Linked DNA regions of Homo sapiens: region 1 is linked to region 2. A link is a loop called in an ENCODE intact Hi-C map of the cell type or tissue named here. Cell type or tissue: GM12878. All regions are shown on one strand. Each heading gives the region's core, and the rest is flanking DNA. Links, peaks and the distances in the headings are about the cores only.

What was found. A loop is a pair of places that touch in the nucleus more often than their neighbours do. Peaks named below come from ENCODE experiments on the same cell type or tissue, not always from the same donor. Only the 100,000 strongest peaks of a DNase experiment are listed, where the experiment ranks them.
Region 1: a loop joins it to region 2, with 2.0 times the contacts of the local background. A loop is called at or near these places in 1 of 110 quality-filtered maps.

Annotation. Positions count from the first base shown.
Region 1 is chr3:150,088,948-150,105,890 of GRCh38, reverse strand. It overlaps LOC105374313 (a long non-coding RNA gene), which reads right to left and starts at 9,448. Exons shown (of 3, transcript NR_136187.1): 1 at 9,294-9,448. In GM12878, for the core only: no CTCF peak of the experiment used is centred there; a DNase peak (open chromatin) is centred at 8,170; H3K27ac peaks cover 524 bases.
Region 2 is chr3:150,005,803-150,018,014 of GRCh38, reverse strand. It overlaps LOC124909445 (a long non-coding RNA gene), which reads left to right. Exons shown (of 2, transcript XR_007096126.1): 2 at 37-793. Among named protein-coding and RNA genes, the nearest start is that of PFN2, 41 kb to the right of the region's middle. In GM12878, for the core only: no CTCF peak of the experiment used is centred there; a DNase peak (open chromatin) is centred at 3,064.

The sequences.
Region 1 (16,943 bases), core at 6,022-11,021, 83 kb before region 2:
ATTTGGTGGGTAGGACTAAGATGGTAGAGTCCCTGCAAAATAAAGGATTTGCTGCATGCCCCACAACTTTTGGACATCCTGCCAGATATTTGTATGTTTATAATTATCATATTAATAATTATCTGAAAAACGTACTTATAATTATCTTAACTAAAATCCAACCCCATTATGCATACAAAGTGTTTTCAAACAGTCTTAAAAAGCACTGAATTTTCTAGGAGTTCAGGCATGGTGTAAAGTGAGGAAAGAGTATACTTTCTTTGTTCAGAAATTTACTAAGAGCTGGTTCCAAGTTCAGAAACTAGCTGAAGCCATCACTGTTTAAGGTATTCTGGCTGACAATCCAGCCAACTGAGTCAGTCTGCCTGTATAGATGCCTCATTCAGCATGTTTTTACCTATAGTTGCAAATGTCTGACAGTTTCATTAGGGATAATATAGAGTGTGCTGCAATGGAGAACTGTGCACCATCTACCTACACCCCTCCAGGTTATCTGGTTCTAATTACATGGAGACTATGCTACAACTTGGTAAAATATAGATAACTGAGAACAATGCAAAATAATTTTTGTCTGTAGACATGCAAATTCTGACCTATTTGGTAAATGTTCAATTGACCTCTCTACCCCACTATTAAAGAAGTTAGTTTTGCCTTCATTTGTACATTCATTTCAATATTCCTGATCTATAAATGTGTCCATTATGTGGTTAGTCTCTTAAACAGGTTATAACATTTGCCTGGTTCCTCATTTTGAGTTAATTAAAATATACAACATATGCTCATTTTTATATCTGGGTGAGAGTCATGATTTTATCTTTTTTTAAAAAATTATCTTTAAACAGTAGTCTTGTCTCGGCATTTGCAAATTGAGATACATATCTTATTAAAAATGACTCTCTATTTTGTTCTCCTGTTATAACAGGATGTTATATTTATTTTTAAATGTGTCATATATAAATTTCATTCCAGTATACTAAAAGGGGTGTTCAAATATTTGTTATAAAAGGGAGCGTGGGACCTGACAGGGTTTAGAATCACAGATTCCATCAGAAATTCTCTGAACAAACCCACATATGTAACTGATCAGCTGGGTCATTATTCTTCCCAGTCAGACAGAAATATCCAGAGCTCCAAGTGATTTACAGCAACCACTGGGCTGTGAATTGTTTTGGGAACTTCTCACCTTTCCCAAGTCCAGCTTCATTTAGATAGGACAATTACAAAATAGCTATTTATGAGTACCACTGACCTGCACTTCTTTCCCCATCATCGAATGCCAAGGCTATACCATACACACAGCATTGTCAACTGGCCACCTTCGGTAATGTCAGAAAAGATTAAATGAAGACATTTTATCTTACTTCCCCTTCTCTGATTCATATTTTTTTATCCCAAGATGAGAATACTCCAGAGTGTTCATTTTCCACATCACATACAGGGAAGCCTGGTCCTGACTTGCAGCCCTATAGTAAGTCTTAGGACAACTATTCTAATACATTCATATGTTGCCACATTTTAGAATCCAAAAGGAATAGGATTTCAGGCTGAAATTTCTTTAACTCAGAAAGAAACAATAAACCAGCTCACCCATCTTGATACCACTTCACCCCTAGCTGCTGGCTGGGAATGGCCTCAGCTGACAAGGATGAATGAAAGAGAAAATAGATCCACTCACGGTTGTGTACTACGAAAATATCCTTATTTCAAGATATCACTATACTTTTTTACTTAATAAACGCACTTACCCCCAGAAAAGTACAGAACACTTGGCAAATAAAAATAAATTTCAGAAAATTTATAAGCCTGGCTTATATATTGCTTTATTTAGAGGATAATTCTCACATTTTTTCCTTCCACCTACCAAAAGGAACATGCATAATAAATGAAACTAAGCTTGGCAGGAAATCCATCAATAAGGTTAATTTAAAGTGTAGGCAGAATAGCAAATCTCCATATGGCTATCAAGGGGTTTGTTCTTGTTTCAAAACCAATTGACTTCCAAACAATGTAATATGCCTTTCTGAAGAAACCAGATAGAAGGAAATCCCAGCCACCTAAACATCCACATCCCCATCATGATAATACAGCTCCTGGGAATTCATTTTTAGGGTCACTTAAAATATAAGAGCAAGGCTGTTTGGCTTCAAACTCTGGCTTCCTCACAAGCTTTATGATGTGGGTTAGATACAAAAGCTCCATAAGTCTCAGTTCCCTCACCTGTAAAATAAGGAGAATATACAATGCTGTGTAACATTACATATTATACACATGGTTCAGATGACTGCATTAGATAATTCATAAAAATGTTTAACAATGTGCCTGGTATTATTGTAATTGTGAAATATTTAAGACTTGATTTTTTTCCATGATGTAAATTGGTGATAGGGTGAGTGCCATAACAGGGAGAGTATCATTTTAGAGATTAATGATTTTAAAATAACAGCTCCTTCAAAGGGAGGATCAGGAGATAAGGCCTGGGCAAATGGTAGGCACTTTTGTTTTAGAGCATGAATGAACTTGGTTCTCACTAAGCCTTTACTCTTTTCTTGGCCTAAGTCCTCTACCAAAAACCATACTAGGGGATGGCCCTGAACCACAATGAAAACAAGACAACTTTCCGGTTGATTCCATTGGGAGTTAAGTATGCACATACAACACAAAAAATGGGAATCTTGGGAAATGAAGGTTTTAAATGTCTGCAGCAGTGAGGTGTTAATATTTGTTTTTTGGTAACTGGCGATACTATATGTTGCCATGGAGTTTCAGTCATTACAGGGCAAATGGTGTCTGAAGATGTTAGTTGAGTCTAGGGATATCTTTTCAATAAATGAAATTCAATCAAGACACATAGAATTTGTGCTTTTTCAGAGTGGACAAAAGGCAAGTTGCAGACCTCTGGGTATAGTATGATACCATTTTTTTGTTATTTTGTTAAAAAAAAGAGGACAAAAATAATATCACAACTGTGTGTGTGTGTGTGTGTGTGTGTGTGTGTGTGGTATATGTCTAAGCATAGAAATTAAGTCTAGATGGAGACCCATCAAATTTTAAATGTGGTTTTACCCACAGGAAGATGGTGAAGATGAAACAGACATCAAACAGGAGGCAATTCCTTCTTTAAATTATGTTGCTTTATAAACAGTTAAGCAGCATGTACTACTTCTACAAAAGGAAGGAAGGAAAAGAATAAGGAAGGGAGGAATGGATTACTTAAGTTCTCCTTTTTTCCCCTTTTGTTTCCTCTCTAAGATCTCTTTCAGCTCTAAAAGTTTGAGTCTATGTGTAAAGAAAAAAAAAATTATAAGAATACAAATGACTATCAAGGGTATATTCACAAAGGCAACTTTAACAGTATGTTCGTTGCCAGTACAAATTTATTCCATTTAAGTCTGCTGTTTGAACTGACCCTAGAACAAAAATTGTCTTCCAAAACACTAAAAAACAAACAAACAAAAAAGATTGGGAATGGTGGCTCACACTTGTAATCTCAGCATTTTCAGAAACCAAGGCAGGAGGATTGCTTGAGCCCAGGACTTCAAGACCAGCCTGCACAAAGTAGTGAGACCTCATCTCTACCAAAAAAAAAAAAAAAAAAAAAAAATTAGCTGGGTGTGGTGATGTAGTCCCAGCTACTCAGGAGGCTGAGGGGAAAAGATTGCTTGAGTCCAGGAGGTCCAAGCTGCAGTGAGCCTAGATCATGCCACTCCAGCCTGAGTTACAGAGTGAGACCGTATCTCAAAACAAACAAACAAAAGAAGAAAATTATACTCAGCATAGTTTTGCTTCAGCATCTTTGAGTTTATTGATTGGAATGTGGCAATCTCTAAAAGATATAGCAGATCATATTAAACAAGTCAGAATCCATCTGCCCAAATGCCCCCACCCTTCCCATCTCAACCAGGTAAAGCCCTACTCAACACTATTGATTAAATTCCTAGCTGTAGAGTTCAAAAGTCATGTTTTTATTCTAACTTTGCTGCTTAGCTGATTACCTCAGGCAAGCTAATTAACTTCTCAAAGCTTCAGTTTCCTAATCCATAAAACGAAGAGAATTAAAGCCTGAGCAATCAGACAAGAAAAAGAAATAAAAGGCAAATGAGAAAGGAAGAAGTAAAATGATCTCTGTTTGCAGATGACATAATGTTATCTGTACAATGTCCTAAAGATACCATATACACCAAATAAATAAATAAATAAATAAAGCCTTATTGAAACTAGTACACTAATTCAGCAAAAGTTGCAGGATACAAAATCAACATACAGAAATCAGCTGCATTTCTATACATTAACAATAAACCAAAAAAATTAAGAAAACAATTTCATTTCTAGTAACATTAAAAAGAACAAAATACTTAGAAATAAACATAAATAAGGAGGTGAAAGACTTGTGCACTGAAAACTATAAATCAGTACTGAAATAAATTAAGGAAGATACAAATAAATGAAAAGATATCCTATGTTCATGGATTGGAGGACTTAATATTGTTAAGATGTCATACTACCCAAAGTTATCTATAGATTCAATAGAATCCCTATCAAAATCCCAATGGCATTTTTTGCAGAAATAGAAAAATTTGCCCTAAAATTTATATGGAATCTCAAGGGAACCTCAATAACCAAAACAATTTTGAAAAATAACAAAGTTGGAGAACTTCCACTTCCTGATTTCAAAACATTACAAAGCTTCAGTAATCAAAACAATGTGGCACTGGCATAACACAAATGGACCAATAGAATAGAATAGTAGCTCAGAAACAAACTCTCATGTATATGGCCAAGTAATTTTCAACAAGGATGCCAAGACCCCTCAATGAGGAAGAAAAAAAATCTCTTCAACAAATGGTGTGGGAAAAACTGGATATCTGCATGCGAAAAATAAAGTTGGGCCCTTACCTTATACCACGTACAGAAAATTAACTCAAAATGGATTAAAAACATAAATGTAAGACCTAAAATTGTAAAATTACCAGAAGAAAACAGGGGAAAATATTCATGACATTGAACTTGGCAATGATTTCTTGGATATGAAAAATGATTTCTTGGATACAACAGAAGTATAGGCAACAAAAGCAAAAATTAGGCAAATAGAACTATGTCAAACTTAAAAATTTCTGTGCATCAAAGGACACAATCACTGTAGATTCTGTAGGTAACCTACAGAATGGTAGAAAATATTAGCAAATCATATATCTGATGAGGGATTAATATATAGAATTTATAAAGAACTTCTATAACTCAACAACAAAATAATCAAATAACTCTCAGAAAATGGGCAAAAGACCTGAATAGATGGTTTTCTAAATATGATATGATATTCAAATGGCTAATATATGAAAAGATGCTCAGCATCACTGATTATCAGAAAAATGCAAATCAAAACCACAATGAGATATCACTTTACACTCATTTGCATGGCTGGTGTCAAAAAGCAGAAAATAACAAGTGTTGGTGAGGCTGTGGAGAAATTGGATTGCTTGGGCACTGTTGGTGGGAATGTGAAATGTACAATCACTATGGAAAACAGTATGGAGGTTGTCAACAATTTAAAAATAGAACTACCATATGATCCAGCAACCTCATTACTGGATATATACCCAAAATAATTGACAGCAGTATCTTGAAGAGGTATTTGCACACCATGTTCATAGCAGCATTATTCACAAAGGCCAAAAAGTGAAAGTAACCCATGTATTCCATTCATCGATGTATAAATGGATTAACAAAATGTGGTATATACAAACAATGGAATATTATTCAGCCTTAAAAAGAAAGGAAATCCTTTTGCACGCTACAACATGGACGAACCTTGAAGACACTATGCTAAGTGAAATAAGCCAGTCACTCACACACAAAAATACAGTAGGACTCCACTGATCTCTGGTATCTAAAGTAGCCAAATTCATAGAAACACAGTAAAATGGTAGTTACCAGGGGCTGAGGGGAGATGAGAAGGGGAGTTGTTGTTTAATGGGTATAGAGTGTCAAATTTGAAAGATGAAAAAGTTCTGGACATCCATTTCACAACAATGTGAATATACTTAACACTATTATGCCGTGCAATTAAAAATGCTTAAGACAGTAAATCTTATACAACATCCTTTTAACACAATAACAAAAAAAGAAGAAAGTTAAATGAGGTGCATGTGAAGGAATTAGGAGGGTGCTTGGCATGTAACAAATATACATTAAATACTAGCTAGTAGCTATTAATGGGATTATCAGATGCTACCCCTCCAAGACAATTCCTTCCCTTCCATCCTCTCCTCAGCCTTTCCCCACAGACACAATATGTTATTTTCCAATCTGTACTTATATTCTGTCCTGTTTTATAGCTTTACACTTTTGTACTGTCAAAGTCAGGAAGAGTGGATTATTCACCATTGTGTTCTTTCCTGGGTCCTACCTGTTGACATGCATATAATAGGTCCTCACTTTTTTAGAAGTTACATTTTTTTCTCTTTTCATTACAAGTACTGTACATCATTAATATAGCAAATGTGGACAATAGTAAAATAGAAAATGGGAAAAAAATCATCCTAAATCCTACCACTTAAAAGCAATTAGAGTTAATATTTTATTTTTTTCAGCAAATACTTCTTGAATTAAACAGTTAAAATAAGATGCTAACTTGCCTTAAAAGGAAGGTAGGATGTGGATATAAGTTTGGAAATTATCTTCCTTGGAGGTATTTCAGGGTAGGCTGAGGCACCTGGTAGCCAAGAGCTTGATGGGGAAGTTGAAATAAAGGAGATCATGTAACTATGATAATATGAATACAGCTCCTTTACTCAGTATATAATGCATGTAAGTCAGAGATTATTTACCTAATTAATGAGGGAACCAGCAGGATGATAAAGCTGGTTCAAAAGAGGATACACAAGATGAATACATACTTAGTAAGAGACAAGATGTTGACACCACCAAGTTCCTAAAGTAGATATGAAACAAAGCAAAAACAAAAGCAATATAACCGTAACCTCTATGGTTATCTGTTCTACTCAACAAAAACTATTTGCATCCTCTAGTAGACCAAATCATGTGCAACTTAGTTAGTTAATATCTAACTTTAGGGGAACTGGATGCAAATCAATAGCCAATTGTGCCGGACAAAGTTCCTGCCCTACAATGTCACATGACCTTGGGTAGGCCTATTGGACAGCTCTCTGCTATGACATTGAAAGGCACACAGTCATTCATCCTCTTGCCTTATTTCTGAAGTTTTGATAATTTTTCTTTACTGGGAGCGTCAAGTCATTGAATAATTATTACTAACAAATATCAAACATTTATCATGGACCAGGATTGTGCTAAATGCTTTCCATGCAATATCTCACTGAATTCTCACCACAACCCTGGAAGTAGTACTATCATTATCTGCTTTTACAGACTCTTCAATAGAAGTCTCAGAAAGGTCATTTCCCCAAGGTTATATGGGTAAGAAAGTAGCAACCCAGCCTCAGGCTTAGCTCTGTCTGCCCAGCCCTAATTATTAATACAACAGGAGTCTCCACAGTGGGATGCAGGCACTGCAGAGATAACATGAGAGGAGGCATTAGGGTGTAGAGAAAAAAGAGTGGAACTTCCATTGAGGGTGACTTTAACTCCTATTCTTTATAGTTCCCATTACATAATTTTTAAGATGTATATATTAATATATGAGGGTGTCTTAGTTCAGTCCTGCTACTATAACAAAATTCCACAGACTGGGTAATTTATAAACAGTGTAAATGTATTACTTACAGTTATGGAGGCTGGGAAGTTCAAAATCCAAATGCCAGCAGGTTCAGTGTCTGGTGAGGGCCCAGTCTTTACTTCGAAGATGGTGCCTTAAATGCTGTCTCTTCCAGAGAAGACGAACACTGTGTCCTCTCATAGTGGAAGGGCACAAGAGCACAAAGGGCCTAGCTATTTTCCTTTAATGCTTTTATAAGGTGCTAATGCCATTGGTGAGGGAGGAGCCTTCATAGACTAATCACCTCCTAAAGGCCCTACCTCTTAATACTGTTGCATTGGGGATTAAATTTCCACGTAAATTTTGGAGCGGACGTAAACATTCAAGCCACAGCACAGAGATACATGGACAAACATACATGTGAGAATCAAAAAGTTTTGGCACCTTCTGTTGTAAAGCCTTTAGTTCACTGAGGCTGTGGTTTACTCACATTTTCACATCTGCTACTTGGCATTTCTGACTCACTTCTCTAACCTTACTCATCTTGTTTTCTTAAAACATTTAAGATTTTGATATCCAGCTGTGTGGATTGAGAGCCTCACACCTCTTCCTTGCAGTGCGAAGGGGATAGAGCATTTTCATTTCTAGAGAGATTAGGAGATGCTGGGTGGTAGCATTGTTATCTTCCTGTGCCCTGGCTGGGAAGTCTTGGGGAAGGCAAATCCACTTTCCCATTCCTTTTTGTCCCTGGCTCTGGGCTTTGTGAGGGTGGAGGGAAGAGAGGTTTACCATGAAACAGAGACTGGTTTACACAACATGATTCTCAAATTTTCACACAGTGCTTTCAGAAATCACATTGGTGGGTGGCTAAAGTGATCTGAAGATGAAAGAAGGGAAACAGCCCAGGTCCTAGCCTTGGAAAAAACAAAGAGCAATGCAGGCTTGATGCAGAGTCCGCAGGAATTAAAGAGATTTGTTTCTGAAGCAAAGTGCCAGGATTCTCCCCAGTGCCAAACGGAGGAAATGCTTGGTATTTCTGGAGCAAAGCACTCCAAGTGTGCTGTAACATCAGTATTATTGGGCATTTTTTGAAATTACTAGTTACACTTGGTTGAATAAATGCTCCTAAATGCAATTAATGTATTATATGTTAACTTCATGGATAAACTAAGAAAAAATAGTCATTATCTTGTCTCTCTAAGAGATACTACAAAGCAATATGCACATACTGAGAGGCTTTGTGTTGTTGCCACAGTTGTAGGAGACAAACAAGGAGAGACCAGAGTTCCCTGGCCCAGCTGGGGATGTCCCTTCAGCTCCCCAACACCCACACACAGACTGCTTCATGCACAGCCCTTCCCCCAACTTGGAAGCCCCCGTTGAGAAGCTGTGTTTGGGTAAGTTGGGAAGTGCAGCTTCCTGCCTGGTCCCAAATGCACCCCCAAAAGCAGATGACCTTCATGGACCTCCCCAAAGGTGGATGATGGCACAAAAGTAGAGTCTGATCCCAGGAAAAAGGACGAAGCCTCCAGAAATAGTGTGGCTTTGACTCTCAGCCTCCCACTGCAGCTCTCCTCAAACCAATCCTCATCGCTTTTTTAGAAGAATGAGATAAGCTCACCAGATGATTTCCTCTGGGCTTCCCTCTTCAGGATTATGAGGAGACTCCAGAATGGATTGTGAGTACTGGGTCTCAGTTCCCCTCTGCAGAGAAGATTTGCCATTTGCTTGACAATTCGTTGTGCCAGGTACTGTACTTAGAAGGCTTCACTCCTTTGTATAGCCACTAGCAGTGGATGTACTACCTCCTTGTGAGGTCCCTTGGCAACAGCATAGCATAATTGGGGTATTGTTAGCTATGCAGAACCTCACCTGACCCAAACCCTGCTGAAACAGACTACATTTGAATTAGATTCTTCAGGTGATTTGGAAAGGCATTAGCTGGGAACTACTGATTTGAACTGTTTGAGAAGTTAAACTTTATTTAATGGATCTGAGATCAAATTCCAGCTCCACCACTTGCTATGTGACTTCAGCAGAACCACCCAGCTAAACCACTCTTGAATTTTTTTTTTTTTTTTTTTGAGATGGAGTCTCACTCTGTCGCCCAGGCTGGAGTGCAGTGGCGTGATCTTGGCTCACTGCAACCTCTGCCTCCTGGGTTCAGGCGATTATCCTGCCTCAGCCTCCTGAGTAGCTCAGAATACAGACACCCACCACCATGCCCAGCTAATTTTTGCATTTTTAGTAGAGACGGGGTTTCACCATGTTGGCCAGGATGGCCTCGATCTCCTGATCTTGTGATCCACCCGCCTCAGCTTCCCAAAGTGCTGGAATTACAGGCATGAGCAACCGTGCCTGGCCTGAATTCTTGACTTGCAGAAACTATGTGAAATAATAAATATTTATTGCTGTTTTAAGTTACTGCAGTATGGGATTATTGATTATGGCACAATAGGTAATTAATATGCCTGCTATAGTAGCCAAATATATATACAGTCTTTCCCAATAAAAATTTTCATATCTAAGATCAATCAAAAGAAATAAAAAGAAGGAAATAAAATTCTTTTTCACTGGCACTTAATAAAGTATTCCAATATTACAGAAAAGCATAAAGCACACAGGTCCAAGATAAGAAATGTTAGCAGAGGGGACATATCCTTCCCATGTCCCCTTAGTTTTCCATCGAAGGGGTTGATTAACCACTTCATTTGGGGAGGGTTCCCTTAGCATTTTCTTCCAGGAGCATCTTTATGTCCCTTCACACTCTCATCCCTGGGGGAGCCAACTTAACTGAATGCTGCATTTGGGAGAAGGGCCTGAAAATACTCAGCTCTGTCTGGTCCTCTCAGCTACAGAGGGAGGCTGACTCTGCAACTTCACACATAAGCTTATGGAAATGGCCCTTGCAGGGAAGGCCTGAAGTGGTCCAGTATGTCCAAAGAATCTGTACAGGGTCTTAAACTGAGTGGAGTGTTAGGACCCACGTGTTCACATGCTTAAGCCATGTCCTCTGAGCCAGCTTTCATCAGTAGCAACATGGCACTTTGATTTTTTGATTTGGGGTTTTAAATTTAAGTCTTTAATCCATCCTGAGTTAATTTTTGTATCTGGTGTAAGGAAGGGGACCAATTTCAATTATCTGCATATGTGTATCAGGTCTCTTTAAACTGTTTTCTCAATTAATCCTAATTCATTCCCATGAGGTACATCATTGTCCCCATTATGTAAAGTAAGAAACTGAGATCCATAAGTGCACATTCATTATTTCAACAAATATTTATTACATGCCAATAATATACCAGGAACTGCTCCAGACAATACATGAAAGTGATGCCTCTAGGGGAATGAGCTTGCGGGAGTCACAAAGTTGTAAGAAAGAAAGGAGCCTGGACTCAACTTCCGACTGACTCACCCTGCACTTTCCTGAGCAGCTGACTGTCACACAGCTGGGTGGTTCAGGCCAGTACAGACCAGGCACCAGGTGAAAGGTTTCATGTTTCATCTTTCATTCAACCCTCAGCCTTCAGGGGATGCTAGTCACATTGCATCATTCTACCTGAATATGTCCCCAGAGTTGAGCAAGCTCTGCCTTTTCTGTCACTGCCATTTTACAGATGGGGAAACCAAGGCACATAGACGGTCCTAGGATCACAAACCAGAAGGTGCCTGCAAAGCTTCAGGCTGTTTTGTAATCTTTGTGAGGACAAGATGTCCATTTCTGTGTAGGCCATTGCTGTATATGCTGTAGGTGTTTGAGCCACAGTAAACGATGGCTAAGCAGTGCCTGGCAGGGCCCTCCTGAGGGAGTCAGTGACCTTAGGATCCAGGGCGGGTGGCGAGTCTCATAGTTGTGGGTTCCAAGCAGATGCCAACCCTAAGCATGTGGTGATTGTGCATCTTCATGATTATATTTAGCTTGTATTGCATCACACACCCAACCAAACCTATTAAAACACAGTGTCTGCATCTAAAGAACTAACAATGTGAAAAGACAGGGAGAAAATGATATGTACCACGAGGAAGGGAGTGAGTCTTTCCTTTCCATGCTGTTTCCAGGTTTGCACTGAGAACTGATATCAGATACAGAATCAATACTTAATGCGTTTTGTTTTTATTACCCAGTAGCTTCAGTGGAAAGACATGGCCTGATAATGTGGACCTCTGTCCACTGATTGCTTGGGTACATCAACACTTGAATGGCCAGCAGGCTTGATCAGGCGGGACCCCAGCCTCATTCACAAAGTTTAGAACTCTGGATCTGGATATGCATCAGAAGGACCCAGAGAGCTTGTTAAAGCATGAATTGCTGAGCCTCATCCACCAAGTTTCTAATTCTTTGCCTTTCTAACAAGATCCCACGTTATGCTGATGCTGTTCATTCAGAGACCATGCTTTCAGAACCCTTGGTATCCAACAAGGTAGTTCTGTGGATGCTAGAATGGGCCCATATCCAAGAAATATGACTGTTGAGTGATAAAAAGCAAGAGTGGGTGGGGCGGGGGTGGGGGATAGTCGGGGAAGAGTTTCCTACTATTTGTATAGAAAATGGGTTGGCATAGACATTGTAGCTTGTACATGCATTGACTATTTCTGGATGGTTACAAAGAAAATGCTAATATAGTTCTCTCTCAGTATATGTAAGGGATTGTTTCGAGGACCCCACATGTATACTCAAATCCACACACTCTTCAAGTCCCACAATTGGACCTGCAGAACCCTACTATACCAAAAGCCAGCCTTGTACACACTCAGATTTCTAATCCCACAAATGCTGTGTTTTTGATGCGCTTAGTTTGGGTGAAAAAAATCCACATATAAGTGGATCCACAAAGTTCAAACCATGTTGTTCAAGAGTCTACTGGAATTGTTGCCTCAGGGGACTGAGGGATAGGGTAGTGCTATGTTGGTTGTTCTGTGGGTCTGCCCCAACCCAACACCACCCAAGATCACATTCCTGCCCTCCTCTCTGCCCTGTCCAGAGTGTCCTCCAAAGCCTCCATCACGCTTTTTCCTTGGTGGTTGACTTCCTCTTGGGTTTGACCAATGGGATTCACCAGCAAAAGATCTGAGAGTGAGAAAGACGAGCTATTCCTTCCACGCTCCCTCCCCACTTTGGTGCCGTGTCTCACAATAGTTGTGTCTGTCCACAGCTAGGTCCTCCAAGGCTCCGACTCTCACTGGGCTCCACTAACGCTCTTTCCTTCCTCAGGCTGTTGTCAGTCTCTGGGGCCTCCACATCTCTTGTTTTTTTCCCCTTAACCCTACACCTCTGTAAGCAGTCCCTTCAGTAAAGCCTCTAAATTTGAAGCTTCTGGAGGTAAATTTGGTTTTCTGCTAGGATCCTGGGCGATAGAGGTGGGAAACATTATTTGCTGTCTATCCTTTTGCATCATTTAAACATTTTGAAACCAGGTGTGGTGGCTCACATCTGTAACCCCAGCACTTTAGGAGGCCGAGATGGGAGGATTGCTTGAGGCAAAGAGTCAAGACCAGCCTGGGCAACATAAAAAGACCCTAACACTAAAAACAAAACAACAAAACAAAAAATCCTGGGATGGTAGCACACACCTGCAGTCCTGGCTACTCCAGAGGCTGAGTCAGGAGGATTGTTTGAGGCCAGGAGTTCGAAGCTGCATGAGCTATGATCATGCCACTACACTCCAGCCTGGGTGACAGAGCAAGATCCTGTCTCTAAAAAAATACAATAAATATTTTGCCATGTGCTTGTAATACCTGTTTGAAAAATATAAATAATAAAAACTAAATAGTGGAAATGCAGATTCAATCTCGAATAATCTAGAACAGTAAGTTTCAAAGAGAATCACTGGAGAATTGGTTTTCTTCAGCACTTAATGTGCCTTCATCTTGTTTGGCTTCAGTCTGATGCCAATCATGAGTTGTTATTTATCTTCTCATGTTTCGGCCTGTCAGTACAGCTAAACTGAAAACTCCTGGAAGACAAGAACCATAGCTGATGCCTCTTTGCAGTGCACATAGTGTCTAGGTAGCCAGGGCATAATATGGTGGAAAGAAATTTTTTAGTATCACACAGACTGAATTCAAATTGCATCTATACCACTTGCTTGCTTTGATTCTACCAGACTCCTGTCTCTCCTGGGTACCTTAGGGGACTCATAATATCACATAAAATGTTTATACTGTTTGGGCATGGCCTCTTGAATGCCATAAACATTAAAACTTTAACGTTATTTCATGACCCTGAGAAGTAAGCCATTAAACTCAGTTGTTTTCATACCGGTATCTGTGCAACATCCGCCCTTACCCCATGCCTGAGCTGTACCCAATCTCTGACTGGAGTAGGAGAAGAACAGAAGCCAAACATTGGAAAAGGCTTGTAGCTAAGGCATGAAACTTAGACGACACAAAAATTGTAAATAATGATTTTGAAAGCTTAACATCTATTTAGCAAGAGTAATGATTTAAAGTGGGAAGCTGCCAGATGGTGTGCACTGTTAATAATGCCCATCTGTGAGCCCTATCATGAATTATAAAATTGATTTGGAGAAGAACATCTCCTGCTGTTTACCCCAGGTGCCATAAATGTCTCTTTATAGCTCAAAGGGTCAGGAATGCGTGAGGCAGGCTGAGGTGCACGTTGCTTAATGGTATATGATATTTTTACATAATAATAGAAAACAAGAAGAAAAGAATGCTATTTTTTTTGAGGTTATAAGATATTTGTGGCATCCAGGAGGCCATGTCAGAACTTTCTGCTTCACACGCAAGCCTGCCTCCAGGAGCATGGAAGAGCCTGACAGTAGGCAGGACTTCCATCTCCAGTGTTGGGTCTGAATAACTCCTGACCTGCCCCAGGTCTGGTGGCCCCAGCTTATCTGAGTCTCTTGATCCTCACCTGGGATCCTGACGAGGGCTTCAGGTTCTCTCGCATTAGAGGCCAGTTTGCTGCTGCTTCTCCACTTTGCCCCTGCAAATGCTCCAGCCCACTGGTGTCACAACTGCAGATAATGAGTTTTCCGACCTTCCCCCTTGGGACCAGGTCAGCTTGATGACCCTCACCTGGATTTGCTGACAGAAAAGGGAACTAGACACTGAGCAAGTTACTTAAGCCTTGAAGGCCCAGTTTCTTCATCTGTAATGACACATCACAGAGGAGTTCCAGTAAAGATTGATGTAAAGTGCTCAGTGGAGGCTGGTAATGAGAATAGAGTAAACCAAACCTAAACCACAGCCCCAGGACAGTCCACTAGCTCTTCCCCACCGCCCCAGCACACTCTTTCCTTTGCTTTCTGTCTCACCTGCAGTGAATGCCCCCTTCCTACTCCCCACAAAGCCCTAAGTCAACACTTTCCCTGTGAAGCCTCTAAACCATCCTCACCCACCATGGTCTTTCCTCCCCAGCATCCCTGTAGGTATAATGTCCGCATGATTAGATATTGCCTTATGCTGCTCTCAGCTATTCTTCTGTGCTTATCTTGCCTCTGATATAGATTACAAAGTCCTGTGAGAGCCATGCCCTCTATGTCTTTGCATATTCTCCCATGATGTGTCTTATATAGAGCTGGGGAGACAGAGGGAGCTTAATTATTCCTATTCCTGCATAATGTATCTTGTCCTGTATCAGCAATTCTTAACCCTCACAGTGCATCAGAATCACCTGGGGAACTTTGCAATATGCTAATTCTCAGGCCCCCTCCCAGGGATCCAGTTTCCGTTGAACTGGAACAGAGCCCACCTATGGGTGCTTGCTTAGAAGTTCCCCAAATGATTCTAATGTGATATGCAGCTAAGAGCAAGCACCACTGCACCATTTTAGCCAGGATGACTTTGTCCTCGGCGGTACTTAATTCCCATGCCACGTCAATTTGTCTTCTGGCTGCACTTTCTCCATTTAAAAATCTCAAATTATATCTTACAAGTTAAGTTACAATCCTTAGCTGCTTTCTGATATAATATACAAGGAGTCATCGTTAGGCAAGTGAATACTTTCTGCCATTACTCATTGGGCAGAGAATCAAGCTGTAAAAAACCCAGCCAAGTAATCCCCTTCAATATGAGACTCTCATTAATCAGTGATCCCTTCTGCAAGCACCTGTGTGAAGCCAGCAGTCACTATTTGTGACTTCCTTCCCCCAAATATATCAGACAGAAGAGCCAGCAAACAATGACCAAAGCTGTGCTTATGTATTGGGGTGACCTGTAAGTTATAATAAGAGAAAAGGAAAAGGGGCAAAAAACAAAGATGATGAATTAATGAGGTTGCTATGACAAAATGAGTTAATGGCAAATATGTAAAAGGAATTCATGAGGCTTTGATGGTGTTTGCAAGTTTCATTTCTCTTGAATGTCTGAATGAATTCAATATCTTCTGAAAAACTTTTAAAAACGTTATACTTTGACGACTTTCTGCTAACGACAGGAAAAGCAACCTTGAGGAATATTATTCTTATTTGCCTCTTTTTGGTTTTCTACAGTTTTAATTACTAGGTGAAGTGAAACCATGAGGTGAAAGGAAAATAATCCAACAACCCACAGAACTCTTCAGCAGCCAAGGTGCTTTTAAGTGCAAATTTTTATAAGATTGTTAAAGAAAAGAAGGAAATTGTGAGGAAGTGTACACTATACTAACAAATTTGTCTTCAAATTATAATATCTTTCAAGGTTTTCCAACAGGCACCAATGAGTTTTTAAATATTCCGTCAGATTCATTTTCTCCACAATCACTTTAAAAAGAGCTCTGTTTACCTGCTCAGAATGAAGAGCGCTATTATACTTTTTTTATAAACCATGGAGCTGCTTTACTGAGGATCTACCACTTCAACTTTTTCTCTACAGTGTAGAGTTAAACTGGATTCTAGAATTCAACAATTTACTTCTGCATCTACCCACTTATTCATGACCAAAATTTTTATTATTCATGAATCTTTGGTATTGAACAGGTTACTTTTTTATTTGGAAATCATTGCTTGACATTTTTAAAAATAAAATTTGCCATTTTTTCTTCTTGATAATTCAACAGAGAGGCTCACCGGGTGATACGTGCAGTATATATACTTTTACACATTTTAATTCCTCCCTCTAAAATATGAACAGAGGCCAAGGATCACCAACAATAGAAAAATCCTCCAATATACAAGAAAGTGACACCAAAACAAATATGCAGACTATGGGAATGTATATGAATGAGATAACGAAGTGAGAAGAAGAAAATATTGGAACAATTATAATTTATTTTCTATGGGAGAAAAGAGAAGTTGTTTGTATTCACTAACCAAATCAAGCCTAGGAA
Region 2 (12,212 bases), core at 792-5,791:
GAATCTGGGCTGATGTGTGACTGTTTTAACCAACAGAAATAGTGATGCTGTGACACTTCTAAGGCTAGGATTTAAGAAGCCTTGCAGAGTCCACCAGGGTCCCTTGGAACACAAATTGTGGGAGAAGCAATCCCTGAAGAAAGCCAGCCATTATGGAAGAAATCCAACGACCCTGAGACCACTATGCTGTAAGGAAGACCAAGCCAGCAAAGAAGAAGAAACCATGTCCGGGTGCGGTGGCTCACGCCTGTAATCCCAGCACTTTGGGAGGCCGAGGTGGGCGGATCACTAGGTCAAGAGAAAGAGACCATCCTGGCCAACATGGTGAAACCCCATCTCTACTAAAAATACAAAAATTAGCTGGGCGTGGTGGCACGTGCCTGTAGTCCCAGCTACTCGGGAGGCTGAGGCAGGAGAACCGCTTTGAACCTGGGGGGCGGAGGTTGTAGTGAGCCAAGATTGCACCACTGCACTCCAGCCTGGCAACAGAGTGAAAAAAAAAAAAAAAAAAAAAAAAAGAAGAAGAAACCATATGGAGACAGAGATGCCCCACCAGTACCCAAATGTCTCAGACATCACAGGCATCAGACACATTAGTAAAGAAGCTGTAAGCCAACCCCAGTTATTTGACTGGAATCATATGAGGAACCCTAAGTAAGAACTACATCTCTGAGCTCATCAAGGCCACAGAATGGTGAGAGGTAATCATAAATGGTTGTTTTAAGCCACAAAGTTCAGGAGTAGATGGTTATATGGAATAAATAACTACCAGAGGTGTCTAACTTTCATTCAATCACTGACTCTTTCATTCAGCAATTGTTTATTGAACACTTTATGTGCAGCAACTTGCAAGGCACTAGGAACAAGAATGAATAAGACAGGCCCAACCCCTACTACTTTTATGGGGTTGACGGTCTTTTGGAAAGGCATTGAAAAATTGGTTGATTGATCATTTCAACTTCTAATACCTGTTCCCCTGTGCTCACTCTAAGCTGGTGACTTTTCTCATTTTTCATTGAGACTTTAGAAATAATCAGAAAGGAACTCCTTCATCAACCTAGAATGTAGACTCCTAACCTACCAGCATCTATGTAAAATTCTCCACCTTTTCTTTTCTCTGGATGAAGTGTCTCCAGAGATTCCCCGTCCACTTGAGCTCTGGATCCCATCCCCTTAACAATGACTTCTCTATCACTTTCATCAGAAAGCAAACATGCTCCAGATGATCTCAACCAGGATCCCAGCTTGAATACCATCTTTGGGCTGATGGTCCTGGAACCCATGTCTCCAGCCTTGATCTATCTGCAGAACCACAGACTTTTATATATTCAGCCTTCTACTTGGCCCCTCAGCTTAGATATCTGATCTATCTCAAACTTAGCATGACCCAAATAGAACGCCAGATGTTTCACCTGCAACCTACCCCCTCTCACATTCTTCCCTACCCCCATAAATGGCCTCTTCACCAATTCTATTTCTAAAATAGATAAGTTATCCTTATTTTCTTTCTCCCCATTCCCCCCACATCCAACCCAGTAGGCAGTCCTATTGACTCTACCTTCAAAACATATCCTGAATCCACCCACTCCTCTTCAGCTTCAGCATTTCTATCCTGGTCCAAGCCACCATCCTCTCACTGAATTGCTGAAATTTCAAGCCTCCTAACTTGCCTGCCCCATTTCACTCTGACCCACACAATCTGAGCCTCCTCTTCGTATGGGTGGCTGACTGGAAACATCCAAAGGGCACTGAAAAGGATGTTAACATTCTACTAGGTTTTAGAACAGGCCTAAAGTGAGATACACTGCATGACTCATAGCAAATTACTCTAAAATCCCTCTCTAGCCATCCATGCCTGTTTCCAGGGCAGCCACTCAGAAATCTCTCCTGGCTCCTTTCCCCACCCTTTCTTTGCTAACTCTCCCGCTAAACTCCTCCAGCGTTGGCTATTTCCCTCTCCCCTCCCCACTTCTGCTCAGCTCTTCACTAAGGAGACCCAATTAGCTTTCTAGGTCTCCTTCAATTCATTTTTTATTCCAAGCAGCAACACAAAGCCAGGCTGTAAGACCTCCTTAGAAAGAAAGGGGGAGGTTGCAAACATTTGTTATATTATTCTGTTTCTTTTTCACCCAGTCACAAATTCTCTCTAGGGAAAACTTTTCTGTTCTCTGAAATGAGGACATCATACTCTCTGGGTCACCTTCCAGACACCCCAGCATACTTCCCCCAATCCTTTTCTCCTATTGGATTCAGCCAGGTTCTGCTCTGACATAGGCCTTGTGGGGGTGGGGTAGAGGGCACTACTGAGGTTGCTGGTGAGGACCAAGTCCTCTAGACTTTCTCCTAGAAAAGTGACTTTCACACTTTTCTTTTGCGACTCACTGTAAGAAATACATTTCACATCTCACCCAAGTGCACATATGTGTACACACACACATCTGAAGCAAAAGGTTAATATTACTTAACCTTCACTCTGATATTTTCTATTCTCTGTATGTCATTTCAAAATGGTACTAATCATCTTTTAGTGATACATACCAAAATATTTACTGATGAAATGATATGAGGTCTGGAGCTTGCTTCAAAATCTGTGAGACGACTGGTGAAACAAGATTGGTCATGAGTTGATCATATCAAACTGGGTGATAGGCACGTGGGAGTTTGTTATACTATTCCAATATTTTATATATTTGATATCTTTAATAATAATAAATTTAAAACAAAAGAAAATTATTGGTCATGCCCCACTAAATTGATTTCAGAACCCACTAATAGGCCAAGAACTAGTTTGTAAAGTACCTTCTAGAAAAATCTAGGAGTTGGGAAGTTTAAAATTAGATGGCAGGGAAACAAATCTACAGTTAAATTTAATCTAATGCTCTCTTTCTACCCCACCCCCTAATGAAGTCTATTTCTTCTTCCAGGGTTAGGAGGTAGGATATTTACTGAGTTTTCTGCCACCCTCAGAGTATGGTTTCATATCAGATGTCATTATTTGCCAAAACTGAAACAAAGAGGTGATCTCCACCCACCAAGATTCAAGCCAGTTTCTCATGAACTGCAGTTTCCTAGACATCAGGGGATTTGTCCCTGGGGGCCACAGGGCCAGCCACCTGGGAGATTCTATCTGTGAGCAACCCAGTCATGTTGGAAGCAAACTAAGGGATATTGTCTGTGACCAAAGTCCTGGAAAGGATCTGGTAGGATCCTGGGCTGGGCAAGAAAGGCTGCTCAGTCTCTCCTCTACAGCCAAGCTGTTCACCACTTCTGGCTCATCAGCTGCTCCCTGTTGCTTTCCTGGTGTTCTCTGATGACCTCCATGATCACCCCATGCTCTTCTTATTTTTTAATTAGTTTCATGGAAGTAAGAGCTCAGGCAGCCCTTTAGTTTGTGGCCAAATATAAGGTTGTTTGGTATCTCTTGGTCACAAGGTTTTCCTGAACAAGCCTCAACTCTGCTTCTCCAGAGCTCTCCATTGTGCTGAGTGGATGCCTCAGCCGCCTCTTGTGTCTGAAAGCACACATGAACCATTTCTCTATTCCCTTTGCTAGGTAGCTATGAACTCTACCTAGAAATCCCACTTTGGTTAAAAAAAAAAGTCTTTCCATAGCTAAAGCAACTCTGTCACAAAAACAAAGGCCCCGCGAATTTTGAGTTCACAATGCTGACTTGGCAAACCCAATCTTTTCCCCACCTGAGGCCTGTCACCTTCATAACTCAAGGTTCCCTTCTCCCATCTGGCCCACAGTTTCGGTAGTTTCTGCAAGCAAATAATTCCTACTTGTGGTTTCTAAACCCTTATCAATTGAAACACCACAGCGGCCCAGTTCCCAGTGGATCCCAACACTATTATCGTCCATATGGATAAAAATGAATATGGTTCAGGGAGGAAAAACACAATGAAAAGATGGTAAAGACAGTCAAGGCAGTTCTGTCTGGTGTCTGTTTTAAGTGGGGAAAAAAAAGGAGGTAATCATTGCATTCCATCTAGACATGACAGTGAGATTTACTGGAAGTATTTCCAGTTGTGTTCATCTGCCAACCCTCCAGGAATGCTTGATAAAGTTTATATTTGATGTCAAGTTGCCAGCCACCTGGGATATGATCTCCATAGTTGAGGTTATGTTTATGAAAAAAGGCAAGCTCCCAGTTGAGGAAGGATGGGCATCACCTATTGCCTGTAACAGAGAATGTGATCCCATATACTATTTAGACCAGAAGGCTATAAAGCTCATTCTGAGGCTGACTCCACCATCCCAGCTTTCCTGAAAGGTATCTACCGGGTAGTGATAGACCTGTCTCGTGAGGACTCTGGTTATGGGGCTTCTGACATTGTACCTGCAACACCCATTGACCTGTCAGATCTTCTGAGTGGGGACTGGCATAAAACCGCATCAACATCTTTCCTGGAAACCATCAGCAAGAAAACCCAAGCCCGAGTCCTCTGACTCCTAAACAGAAACATGGAGAAGGAGGCCCCTAAATGCACTATTGAATTCTAAGATTACATAAACAACACTGCAGAAAGATACTGCTAACTTATAAAAGTATGGACCTCCTGGAAGAAATTAAAAGCAATCCCAATTTCCATAAAATGTACTATTAAAAGGTTGCTAACATCCTTCTTAATAACCTGCATACATAAATAGCTGATTCCAGTGGTAACCTTCCTTACCAAATTGGAAAATGTGTCAGTCTACCATGGCGGGATGACAGTGAACTTTATTTTATTTACTGTAATTCTCTCCTGGAACCTATTTCTCATCCTGCCTTTGGGTTGCTATCAACAGCTCTCTTGGAGACTCCCTGGTTGCGAAGCCCTCATGAAGCCTCAGTTCCTCCAATTGGCTGAGAAAACTGACCCATTCACAGTGACTCTGAGGAGTAAGACTCTGAACCCTGGTTAAAAAAAAAAAATCATACCCACTCAAAAAGATGCTTCTATAAGCCATGACATGGTGATGCTGCTGCTTCTAAAATGCACACTAGTCCAGCTTTTCTGGGGTCTCTAGCCACCAGAGATGGGGACAAGGTCTGGTCTAGGACTAGGCCACAGTACAGTCCCTTGGTATCAGGAAGCCCCGCTGTCAGAGTCTTTCATCACTACAGCAGACAATGGTGTTACCAGACGGTGTTGCTGGATGACCACACAGTGTCAGAGGAACAGCAGTCTGAGTGGTGAGACTCAGGAACCCACTGGCACTCCTTACACTCCTTACACTACCTACCCCATGATGTGTGCCCCTGACTTCCTTTTCTTTTCTGAAATGGATTCACATTTCCTGAAAAAAACTTATCTTTATGGAGGCTCAAATAAAAATTTTTTAATAAAAAACAAACAAACTGTATTTAGCCTATAAGCTGACGAGGGAGTGGATAGTCTCAATCTAAAGCTGTCTCAAAGTCCCCGTGCAAGTGTGACTCGATATCCATTCACCCAACTCTGGGTCAGACATTCTTAACAAAGATTGGTTCTGCAGTTTTAGAGTGGGTTCCATCACTTCCTGATGATTCCAAGGTGCTGCTCCATGAGGAGATCTGCTGAGACTGCATGCACATCATTTGCTTTGCACATCAGTTTGCTGGCAGACCCTCTTGCTGAAGGTGCCCATGAAGTTCAGTTCTGTGGGGACATTTAACTATATTTACAAATAAATATGTATGTTTATCTGGAACTGAGATACTGGTGAGTTGCTGCTACTTCAGGGCCAAGGTCCAGGACACCTTCTCTCAATTTTGCCTTGTAGGCAACACACAGGAACTAAAACCAAAGAGAAAGGCTGGGAAAGGATAAGAGATTGTAACTTATGTTTTCTTGATTTCCTTTGCAGCTCGTGGCAGAGAGTTGAGACTTAAGTAAGAGGCAGGGTTACTTTATGAATTTATTTCTTTCTTTTATTTATTTATTTTTTTTTGAGATGGAGTCTCACTCTATCATCCAGGCTGGAGTGCAGTGGCGCGATCTTGGCTCACTGCAACCTCCACCTCCCGGGTTCTAGTGATTCTCCTGCATCAGCCTCCCGAGTAGCTGGGACTATAGGCGTGTGCCACCATGCCCGGCTAATTTTTGTATTTTTTACTAGAGACAGGGTTTCACCATATTGGCCAGGCTGGTCTGGAACTCCTGACCTCGTGATCTGCGCGCCTTGGCCTCCCAAAGTGCTGGGATTACAGGCGTGAGCTACCACGCCCGGCCTTCTTCTTCTTCTTCTTTTTTTAAAGTATTGTTAAAAACTTTTAACTTTTATTTTAGGTTCAGAGGTATATGTGTAGGTTTGTTATGTAGGTGAACTCATGTCACAGGGGTTTGTTGCACAGATTATTTAATCCCCCAGGTACTAAGCCTAGTACCCAATAGTTTTTTCTCTGATCCTCTCCCTCCTCCCACCCTCCACCCTCAAGTAGGCCCCAGTGTGTGTTATTCCCCTCTGTGTCCTTGTGTTCTCATCATTTAGCTCCCACTTACAAGTGAGAACATGTGGTATTTGTTTTTCTGTTTCTGTGTTAGTTAGCTAAAGATAATAGCTTCCAGCCCCATCCATGTTCCTGCAAAAGACATGATCTCATTCTTTTTTATGGCTGCATGATATTTCATGGTGTATATGTACATTTTCTTTATCCAATCTGTCATTGATGGACATGTAGATTGATTCTTTGTCTTTGCTATTTCTAATAGCACTGCAGTGAACATATGCGTGCGTGTCTATGACACAATGATTTATACTCCTTTGGGTATATGTAATGGGATTGTTGAAGTGTATGGTAATTCTGCTTTTAGCTCTTTGAGGAATTGTTACACTGCTTTCCACAATGGTTGAACTAATTTACACTCCCACCAGCAGTGTATAAGCATTCCCTTTTCTCCACAACCTTGCCAGCATCTGTTATTTTTTGACTTTTTAATAATAGCCATTCTGACTGGTGTGAGATGGTACCTCATTGTGGTTTCTCTAATTGCACTTCTCTAATGATAGTGCTATTAAGCTTTTTTTCATATGCTTCTTGGCCACTGTATTAATCAGGGTTCTCTAGAGGGACAGAACTAGTAGGATAGATAGATAAATATAAAGGGGAGTTTATTAAGGAGTATTAAATTCACACGATCACAAGGTCCCACAATAGGCCACCTGCAAGCTGAGGAGCAAGGAAGCCAGTCCAAGTCTCAAAGCTGAAGAACTTGAAGTCTGATGTTCAAGGGAAGGAAGCATCCAGCATGGGAGAAAGATGTAGGCTGGGAGGCTAAGCCAGTCTGGCCTTTTCACGTTTTTCTGCCTGCTTTATATTCTAGCTGAACTGGCCGCTGACTAGATGGTGCCTACGAAGATTAAGGGTGAATCTGCCTTTCCCAGCCCACTGACTCCATTGTTAATCTCCTTGGCAACATGCTTACAGACACGGCCAGGATCAATACTTTGCATCCTTCAATCCAATCAAGTTTACACTCAGTATTAACCATCCCAGCCACATATGTATCTTCTTTTGAAGAGTGTCTGTTCGTGTCCCTTGCTCACTTTTTAATGAGGCTGTTTGTTTTTTTCTTGTCAATTTGTTTAAATTCCTTATAGATGCTGGGTATTATTAGACCCTTTGTCAGATGCATAGTTTGCAAATATTTTCTCCCATTCTGTAGGTTGTCTATGTATTCTAATGATAGTTTCTTTTGCTCTGCGGAAGCTCTTAAGTTCAGTTAAAGCCCATTTGTCAATTTTTGCTTTTGTTGCAATTGCTTTCGGCATCTTCATTATGAAATATTTTCCAGTTCCTATATCTTGAATGGTATTGCCTAGCTTGTCTTCCACAGTTTTTATAGTTTTGGGTTTTACATTTAAGTCTTTAATCCATCTTGAGTTGATTTTTGTATATGGTATAAGGAAGGAGTCCAGTTTCAGTCTTCTACATATGGCTAGCCAGTTATCCCAGCATCATTTATTGAATAAGGAATCCTTTCCCCATTGCTTGCTTTTGTCAAATTTGTCAAAGATCAGGTGGTTGTAGGTGTGAGACCTTATTTCTGGATTTTCTATTCTGTTCCATTAGTCTATGTGTTTTTTCTTGTATTAGTACCATTGTGTTTTGGTTACTGTAGCCCTGTAGTATATTTTGAAGTTGGGTAGTGTGATGCCTCCAGCTTTGTTCTTTTTGCTTAGAATTGCCTTGGCTATTCGAGCTCTTTCTTTGGTTCCATATGAATTTAAAAATTTTTTTTTCTAGTTCTGTGAAGAATGTCATTGGTAGTTTGATAGAAATAGCATTGAATCTGTAAATTGCTTTGGGCTGTGTGGCCATTTTAATGATATTGATTCTTTTTATCCATGAGCATGGACTGTTTCTCCATTTGTTTGTGTCATCTCTGATTTCTTTGGCAAGTGTTTTGTAAATCTCATTTTAGAGAACTTTCACTTCTCTGGTTAGCTGTATTCCTAGGTATTTTATTCTTTTTGTGGCAATTGTGAAAGGGATTGTGTTCCTGATTTGGCTCTCAGCTTGGCTGTCGTTTGGTGTATAGGAATGCTAGTGATTTTTGTACATTGATTTTGTATCCTGAAACTTTGCCGAAGTTGTTTATCAGCTGAAGGAGCTTTTTGAGTTGAGATTGTGTGGTTTTTCTCCATATAGAATTATTTCACCTGCAAACAAGGATAGTTTGACTACTTTTCTTCGTATTTGGATGCCCTTTATTTCTTTCTCTTGCTCGATTGCTCTGACCAGGACTATATTTAGTACTGTGTTTAAGCAGGAGTGGTGGGAGAGGACTTCCTTGTCTTGTGCCAGTTTTCAGGGGGAATGCTTCCAGCTTTTGCCCATTGAGTATGATGTTGGCTGTGGGTCTGTCATAGATGGCTCTTTATTATTTTGAGGTATGTTCCTTCAATACATATTATGAATTTCAAGGGCCCTTAGCACTTTTACTTCCCTGGGCTTCTTCCTTCATTAAAAATATTTGAAATTATATTTTGTCACTGCATTGCTGTAAAGACAAATAATATTAGTATGAAAACATTTTCTTCAACCTAAAAGTTATTTTTTCTTCTAATTTTAAAAGAAATTAAAACATTTTCACAGACCTCTGAAAATAGTGTGGATCTTAGTTGTTGTACCTACTGTGCCTGTTAAGATATGCCCATTAAGTATCTGTTGATGGATGGGTGGATGGATGAATGTTATAAAAAAGTTAACTTTAGGGGTAAGAACATGACATAGAAGAGAGATGGAGGTATGAGGAAATCATTTACTGTGCTTCCTTCTATCTGTTCACACTGCCCTGAGCTCCCTGTTCTCAGCCATGATGTCTGGATCTCCAATTCACTTTGAAGGATGGGAGCATTGATGTGAAGCATTGATGTGAAGCTTCATTTCCCACATATAAGTCACCACAACACTAATACAAGATTATAGTTTTCAAATTTAAAATAAAATTAATTTAAGCACACTGACAGAAATATCAAGAATGAATTTTGTCTTCAACTACAAACATCACTGCAGATGTCATTAGAAAGACTATTCTAAAAGATGTTTAGAAAACTACCTTCAGAATCTTGGGCCTTATTATCATAATATTTTTCAGGTGTTGATTAATTGAGTATCTAGTCTTATGATCCACTGAGTCACAAATAGAAAGACATAAGATTGGCAATGGCTTCTACAATATTTCATATTTGTTATTTTCAGAACATATCAACAAGAGAAAATTTATTATAGTATTTTTTGTTGATGTGGCCCTAATTTGCTTTTCCCTGCTGTTCTACAGGTCTACAATGGTGAGAATCTAAGATGGAATCCTGAAAATCCTATGCTTTTCAAAATACATTTTGAGTTCCCTTTAACCTAACACACAGATGCCAAGTGGCACATTTAGCAGTAGACTGGGTGTGTCCTCAAGCAAGGATGGAGTGGCACACTAGAGAGTTTGAAAATGGCTCTTAATATTGTCAGAACTAAGTTAACTGAGTTATTATCTTAGAGCAGCAGTAGGCAAACTACAACCTGTGAGCCAAATCTGGCCCACCACCTATTTTTGATTAGACCAGGAGATAAAATGGTTTCTACATTTTTTCAATGGTTGGGAAAAAAGCCTAAAGAAAAATAATATTTAGTAACATGAAAATTATATAAAATTCAAATTCCACTGGAAGAATAATATTTAGTGACATAAAAAATTATGTGAAATTCAGATTCCAGCATACATAAATAAAGTTTAATTTGGAACATAACTATGTCAATTTATTTATGGATTATGGCAGCTTTCATGCCAAAGAACAAAGTTGAGTATTTGCAACAGAGATAATATGGCCCACTAAGCCTGAAATATTTACTACCTGGCTCTTTACAGAAAACACTTGACCCCTGTCTTGGAGCACAGAAATTCCTGAAGAAGATCTGAAGCACCAAGTTTCTTTTAGTAATCCCACTATGGGAACTTTTTTTTTTTTTTTTTCAGATGGAGTCTTGCTCTTGTCACCCAGGCTGGAGTACAATGGCACAATCTCAGCTCACTGCAACCTCCACCTCCTGGGCTCAAGCATTTCTCCTGCCTCAGCCTCCTGAGTAGCTGGGAATAGTGGTATTCCCAGCTAATTTTTTGTATTTTTAGTAGAGACGAGGTTTCACCATTTTGGCCAGCCTAGTCTCAAACTCCTGACCTCAGGTGATCCTCCCGCCTCAGCCTCCCAAAGTGCTGGGATTACAGGCATGAGCCATCGCACCCAGCCCCATTACAGGAACTCTTATCCATGAATAATGCATAAATCATATTGCTAGTTCACCTGTGTTGATCTTTTACTATGTGCTGGGCCCCATGTTAGATGTTTCCATTCATTATCTCATTTAATCTTCACAACCTAGTGAGGTAGATAATGTCAACATCTCTATTTTATAGGTTAGAAAAATGAAGTTCCAGGGAGATTACCTAACTTGCCCAAAGTCACTCTCAGCAAATGGCCTACCTGGGATTCAAACCCAAGACCATCTAATGTCAAAGTTTATGCCCTGAGCTATGTTATCACAATGACTCAAGCCTTTCTTGGCATTAAGGATGTTTGTCACTAGTACTTCCCCTCTGAGAAAAGACTGCATGAAACTTACTATCTTAGTCTGTTTGGGCTGCTATGCCATGGACTGGGTGACTGTAACAACAGAAATTTCTCAAAAATTGTGCAGGCAGAATTTTGGGAGATACAAAATCCAGGCATTGGCAGACCCAGTGTTTGGTGAGGGGCTGTGTCCTGGTGGAGAAAGAGGGAGCAAGCTCTCCCCTGTCTTTTATAAGGGCACCAACCCCATCATGAGAGCTCCATCTTCATGACCTAGTTATCTCTCAAAGGCCCCATCTCCAAATACCGTCACACTGAGGATCTAAGCTTCAACATATAAATTTTACAGGAATACAAATATTCAGTACATTGCACTTACTAACTACTGTGCAAAGTAATTCTTCCTTTTATTTGTCTTAAATTTGCAACTTTCAAGCTTCCCATGAGACTGACTCCTGGTGAGTTTGTGTTTATCTAGTCACAGCTTTCTCTGCTGTATGTATTTTAATCTTATCCCCCTCTAGGCCTTTTTTCAGGGGAAATGGAGGGTCTGTGCTTTCTGTATATGGAAGTCCCCCCTGCTCTTCTTCAAGCCTGCTATGATTTGATTTCTTTGAATGCAATGACCAGAATAATACATGATATTTCTAGGTTCAATAAACTGGCAGGATAGTGGTTATTTTCATTTCCCATGTCTTCTTAATGATTCATAGCATTTCACTGTTGTTTTAGTTCATCTTCTTGGGGCTACAGAAACAAAATAGGTAAATGTTTTCAGCTTACAATTTCCCAATCATATTCCTGGAGCATAACTTTGCTCAGAGCCAAGCATCTTATTATATTGCTCACATTAGTTTTCTCTGAATAGTTTAAATATCATTTTTCTGCAGAATTAAAGGTTTTTGGTTCTTATTCTAGAGAGAAAGGCACAGTACAAATAGCGTGAGTGTGTGTCCCTGCACTGGGAAAGGCTGACCAGTGAGGCAGGAAAAACCTATATTTCTTTAAAAGAAGCAGAACTTCCACATTTTCCCAAGAGTAACAGATATGATCTAATCTCTGACAGACTCTGTTCCTATGACTCATGACTCTAGATACATCTTGTAACAATCAAGCTTTATCTTAACATGGATGAGAGTATCTATCACCTGAGCAATGCGGATAAAGCAGATCTTTTTAAA